Linked DNA regions of Homo sapiens: region 2 is linked to region 1. A link is a loop called in an ENCODE intact Hi-C map of the cell type or tissue named here. Cell type or tissue: PC-9. All regions are shown on one strand. Each heading gives the region's core, and the rest is flanking DNA. Links, peaks and the distances in the headings are about the cores only. Region 1 overlaps LOC107984933 (a long non-coding RNA gene). Region 2 has its middle 320 kb from the start of LINC01648.

Evidence for each region. A loop is a pair of places that touch in the nucleus more often than their neighbours do. Peaks named below come from ENCODE experiments on the same cell type or tissue, not always from the same donor. Only the 100,000 strongest peaks of a DNase experiment are listed, where the experiment ranks them.
Region 2: a loop joins it to region 1, with 5 times the contacts of the local background. A loop is called at or near these places in 8 of 110 quality-filtered maps.

The regions. Positions count from the first base shown.
Region 1 is chr1:29,512,279-29,515,195 of GRCh38, forward strand. All of the region lies in intron 1 of LOC107984933 (a long non-coding RNA gene), which reads left to right. Among named protein-coding and RNA genes, the nearest start is that of LINC01756, 160 kb to the left of the region's middle. In PC-9, for the core only: CTCF peaks have their summits at 1,199 (motif pointing right) and 1,398; no DNase peak of the experiment used is centred there.
Region 2 is chr1:29,712,197-29,715,113 of GRCh38, forward strand. No RefSeq gene overlaps it. Among named protein-coding and RNA genes, the nearest start is that of LINC01648, 320 kb to the right of the region's middle. In PC-9, for the core only: a CTCF peak has its summit at 1,823 (motif pointing left); no DNase peak of the experiment used is centred there.

The DNA of each region.
Region 1 (2,917 bases), core at 93-2,592:
ACCTCTCTGCAGGGGAAAAATATTAGAACAAAAAAGGATTTCTCATCAGAAACCATGGAGGCTAGAGGGAAGTGGCTCAACATTTTTTTCAAGTGCTGAAAGAAAAGAACTGTCAACCCAGAATCCTATATTCAGGGAAAATACCCTTCATAAATGAAGGGGAAATTGACATTTTCAGATGAAGAAAAACTAAGATAATTTGTTGCTAACAGAAACGTACCCTAAAAGAATGGCTAAAACACTCTCTAAATGGAGAAGAAACAGTAAAAGAAGGAATCATAGAACACCAGGAAGAAGAAAGAACACAGTAAGCAAAAGTATGGGTAAATATAATGAACTTTTACTCTCCTCTTAAGTTTTCTAAATTGTATTTGATGGTTGAAAAAAATTATAGCACTTTCTGATGTGGTTCTAAATGTATATAGAAGAAATAGTTAAGAAATTTATATTATTAACGAGGAGGGTAAAGGGAGGCAAGCTTTCTATACTTCCCTCAAACTGGCAAAATGATGACACTAGTAGACTGTGATAAATTATCTATATATTAATGTAATGTAACTGACAGTAACCACTATAGACACTATACAAAGAGATATACTCAAAACCAGTATAGATAAGTCAAAATTGAAGTCTAAAAAAACTATTCACATAACCCACAGGAAGGCAGAAGAAAGAAACAAGGGATATTGGTCTGTAGTTTTCTTTTTGTGTGCTGTCTTTGGCTTTTTTGGTATCAGGGTAGAGGAATGGCTGGTTGAAAGTAACACAAGTTTTTTCAACTGAAAAATGAGGAAATCATAGGCCTCACGTCACAGGAAGGGTTGTGGTTGTGAGGTTTAAGGTAATGCATATAAAACAAATGCATTAATGCCTGGCACTTACAGTATGTAATTCACCTTTAATAAATGATTGCTATAATTTTGTTTAATAACGTAGTGTCACTTCCTAATTCAAGATCGCCCTGGACTGCAGTCTGAATCAACCTATTTTTTTGTAGTATTTAAATTTATAAGTTCCAAAATTGATCTGAAACAGTTTAGTTATACATTGGATGAAATATATTTATAGAAATCAGGATGATGGGGGAAATGAAAGCCTTATGGTTAACTAAATGATATCATCAGGTCTCCATTCTTGGCTCTGGTCTCCACCATGCCAGCCTCACACACAGACAGGCTCTCTCCTCTAGATGGCTCCATGGTTCCACGCTCACACCCTGTGGTCTCTGATTCCACGGACAGGGCCGGAATTCAGCCTGATTGGCTCAGATTGGGTCATGTGCTCATGCCTGAACCAGTCACTGTGGCTGGGGAAGCAAGGCTCTGATTGGCTAGACCTGGGGTTCTGGCTACCCCTCCATCTGGGGTGGGGTGATTTCTGCAGGACCCCTTAGGACCGAGAGGGTTTCTCCAGGGAAATAAGGAGGCTATTATCAGAGGCGAGCCTTCTGGTGGGGTGGGCAGAATCAGCAGATGTTGGTGGTGGCTGGAGTCACAGATGGGCTTTTAGTTTGCTAAAGCTGCCATAACGATGTGTCACAAACCGAGGGGCTTCAAGGACAGAATGTATTGTGTTCCCTCATAGTTCTGGAGGCTAGAAGTCCCCATTTAAGGTGCCAGCAATGTGAGTTCCTTCTGAGGGCTGTGAGGAAGAATACGTTCCATGTCTTCCCCTAGCTTCTCGGGGATGGATGGCTGGCAATCTTCGGCGTCCCTTGGCTTGTAGAAGCGTTACCCAATTGCTGCTCCCATCTTCATATGGCATTCTCTTGGTATGTGTGTCTCTACGTCCAGGTTTCCCCTTTTTACAAGGACACTAGTTATATTGAATTGGGGCCCACCCCAATGACCTCATTTTAAATTGATTGCCTTTCTTTGTAAAGGCCCTATTTCCAAATGAGGCCACATTCTGAGGTGCTAGGGATTAGGCTTTCGACATATAAATATTTGGAGGACACAACCCAAGCCATAACAGGCGTGACAGCTGGTACCCACCCAGATCCTCTTGACTGACCAGGGCACCAATTCTTTCTGGCTGCAGTGAGTATTAACCTCAGCTCAAGAGCGCTGACTGCAGACTCACCTTGCAAAGGCTAAGAGGTTAAACTCTCCCCACACGGTGACCTTCAGCTAATGACACAGGGTTCAAAAAAATCTATCTCACTGCCCAGGGCAGGAGAGCCGTGTGGTGCCACAGATGACGTTCCAGAGCTCCCCGTGGGCTCAGGCTGGGGGTGAACTCGCGTTGAGCCCATGCCCTGGTCTGGCTTCTTGCCTGCCCTCTGCTGCTTCCGTCACTCCCGTTCTCCTGAGGGTATGCCCTCCACAATCCCACACATCCCCACACATCTCCGTCTCAGGCTCTGCTTCTAGGGAGACCGACCTATATGGAATCTTCTGGAACAGCCATCCTCGGGCACCTGCCATCCTGTAGATCACGTTCTCTCTGTGAGGGGCTGATTCAGAAAGGGCTCTGTTGCCAAGCTCCCAGCAAGGCAGGGCTGGCATCGTGGGGTCTTGCAACCCAAGTTCCCGCTGCTCGTTTGTCGCAATTCTTCCCATGTCTGCTCAAGGTCCTCATGAAATCCGTCGTCTCCATATAATTTCCACATATCTCTCTGCTCTAGGTTTGATTAACAGCAAGTTATAAACAAATTTCAGGAAAAAGGAAACCAGCATCTCCCCAGGGCAGCCAGAGTCTATTGGCAGATGGCAAATTGCTTTGCAGCCAATATTTTTGTTTGCTTGATTTTTATACAGATAAAGAACTAAGCTAATTAATATACATTTCTTATCATCTTTAGGTCTTGGGAACCTCTTTGCTCCATAGTGAATTGATTACCAGGTTTCAATAAAGGGTCTGTCTTTGCAATTACAGTTCATTAATAGATTTAAAAGGGAGGGAGGATGGTTAAGTC
Region 2 (2,917 bases), core at 286-2,785, 200 kb after region 1:
GTGGGGTCAATGTGGTGTTTTATGTGGTATTGACCCAGCTTGTCTGTGCAGAGGATGCAGGGAGGGGGACCTGGTGGGAGGGATTAGGTGGCATGTGTTGAGCACCTACTATGTACTGGGCACTGTGCTGGCTTGCTGGCTCTTGGCTTGCTGTAACTCATTTAATATTCAATGAAACAACTCAATGAGAGGAGAACCCGTTTTTGTTTGTTTTAACAAAAGAGGAAACAAGTTCAGAGAAGTTAAGCAACTTGTCCAAGTTCATATAGCCGCTAAGTCGTGGATCAAAGATTCATGCCCAGCACTTCCTGATGTCAAAACTTACGCTCTTCCTAGTTCACTGAAATGAAAGAAGGAGAGAAGAAACCTTTATTGTGAACACTTATTGAGCCCTTTCTAAGAGTCTGGGACTTTGCTTGATAATTCTATTCCAATGTTATACACACTAGGATTCATTACTTGTGTCACCATTTTACAGATGAGGAAACCGAGGCTTGGAGAGGGGACTTGATTGCCTGGGGTCTCATAGCCTGTAAACAGTAGAACCAAGGACTCTGACCCACAGATCATCATCCTTTCCAACATTTTGGGGAGAGAGGAAGAGCCTCATCAGATCACAGTCATCAAGGTGGAGGCTGTAATCTGTGCTAAGAAGGAGGGGTGGGTGAATGGGAAGGCAGTGGCCACTAAAGAGTCATGATTCCTTGAAAGGTGTCACCCTCCTCCTAGGGCCTGGTGGCTGAGGCTGCTCCTGGGTGTCCACTTGCAGTGTGCTGTCACTGGCTGAGGGTGATCACGGGGGCCCTCAACCCCCGTGTGAGCCCACAGCCTTGCCTCTCCGCCAGAGTGTGGCAGGCAGCTGTGGGATGCAGAGGATGTGCCGAAGGAAGCGTCGCATATGGCAGATGGGGAGGAAGGCCTGGGATATAAAACGAGGTCTTGATAGGAAATGAAGGGGAGAGGAGGTGCCCAGGTTTTCAGGGTCCAGGGGTAGTGAAGGGTCCTGGGAGTATGCAGAGCACCATGGGAAGGGGTCCTCAAATACCAAGCCAGAATGACTGCCCTGGAGCCCTCTGGGTCTTGGTGCAGGAGTCATGAGTGTTGATGTAAATGTGGGTCCTGGTAAATGTTTTCTGGAAGCCACTTGAGACAGTGTCTGGGGAACTAGGTGCAGAATCGAGAGAACGAGCAAGGGGCAAGGTGTGAGTCTGACTTTCCTCCTAACCTGCTGTGCAACCTCAGGGAGCTCACACAGCCTCTCTGAGCTTTAGTTTCCCTCTCCAAGTAAAGGATGAGAGTTAAAATCTAGGAGACCTGGCTAGTCTGAGAGTTCTGGATTGTTCAATGTTGTGTCTCCATCATAGTCTTGTGGTTCTAGAAGCTTTAGGACATACATCTTTTGTCATATATATTAGTAAAAATTATTAATTATAGTAAAATACATGTAATGAAATATACCATCTTAACCTTTTTTAAATGTACAGTTCAGTAGTATTAAGAACACTCATGTTGTTATACAGCCATCACCACCACCATCTCCAGAATTTTTCATCTTCCCAAACTGAAACTCTGTACCCATTAAACACTAACTCCCCATTCTCTGCTCCCCCAAGACCTTGGCAACCACCATTCTTCTCTCTGTTTCTATGAATTTGACTCCATCTAGGTACCTCATGGAAGTGGAATCATATACTATCTGTCTTTTTGTGGCTGTCTTATTTTGCTTATAATGTCCTCAAGTTTCATTCATCTTGTAGTTTGTGTCAGAATTTCTTTCCTATTTTAGGTTGAATAATATTCCATTGTGTGTACATGCCAAATTTTGTTTATCCATTCATCCATCTATGGGCAGACACTTGAGTTGCTTCCACCTTCTGGCTATTGTGAGTAATGCTGCTGTGAATATGTGTGATGGTTGATTTGGGATGTCAGCTTGACTGGGTTAAGGGATACCCAGACGGTTACCCATTTTACATATAAGCATTAATTATTCCCAAATGCCCACCCCTGGAGGGTTGCTTTGCACCAGAACCCTGGGAAAGGACTTCTGCTTTGGGTGGAATTCGGGGGTGCTGAGCCCATCTGTCTTGTGCTCTAAGGGAAACCCAGGTGGTTTGGCATTTGATTGAAATGATTGGGCTGCTCCAGGTGTGTCTGTGAGGTGATTGGTGTATGAGTCAGTGGACTGAGTGGGGAAGGCCCGCCCTCAATGTGGACAGGCACCATTCATTCAGCTGAGGGTCTTGATGCAGCAAACAGGCAGGGGAAGGGCAAAGTCTTGCTTCTTCTACCCTTCTCCTATCCTTGGACATCAGAGCTGCAAGTTCTCCGATCTTTGAACTCCACACCAGCAACTCCCTGAGAGGCTTTCAGGCCTTTGGCCTTGGACTGAGAGTCCATTGGCTTCCCTGGTTCTGAGGCCTTCAGATTGAGCTGAGCCACACTACTGGCTTCCCTGGTTCTCCAGCTTGCACATGGCCTATGGTGGGCTGCTCAGCCTCCATAATGGAGTAAGCCAGTTCCTCTAATATGTCTTCTCATATCTCTCTTTATGTCTCCTATCATCAGTTCTGTCTCTCTGGAGATCCCCAACTAAAACTATATGGATATACATGTATCTGTTTAAAACCCAATCTCCACTTCTTTTGGATTTATATAAGGAAGTAAAATAGCTGAATCATATACTAATTCTATTTTTAATTTTTGAATAACTGCCATACTGTTTCCACAGGGGCTGCATTATTTTACATTCCCACCAACAGTGCACAAGGTTCCAATTTCTCCACATCCTCACCATCACTTGTTGTATTCTGTTTTGTTTTGTTTTTGATAGTAGGCATCCTAATGGATGTGGGTGGTGTCTCCCTGTGATTTTGATTTGCATTTCCTTAATTAGTGATGTTGAGTGTCTTTTCGC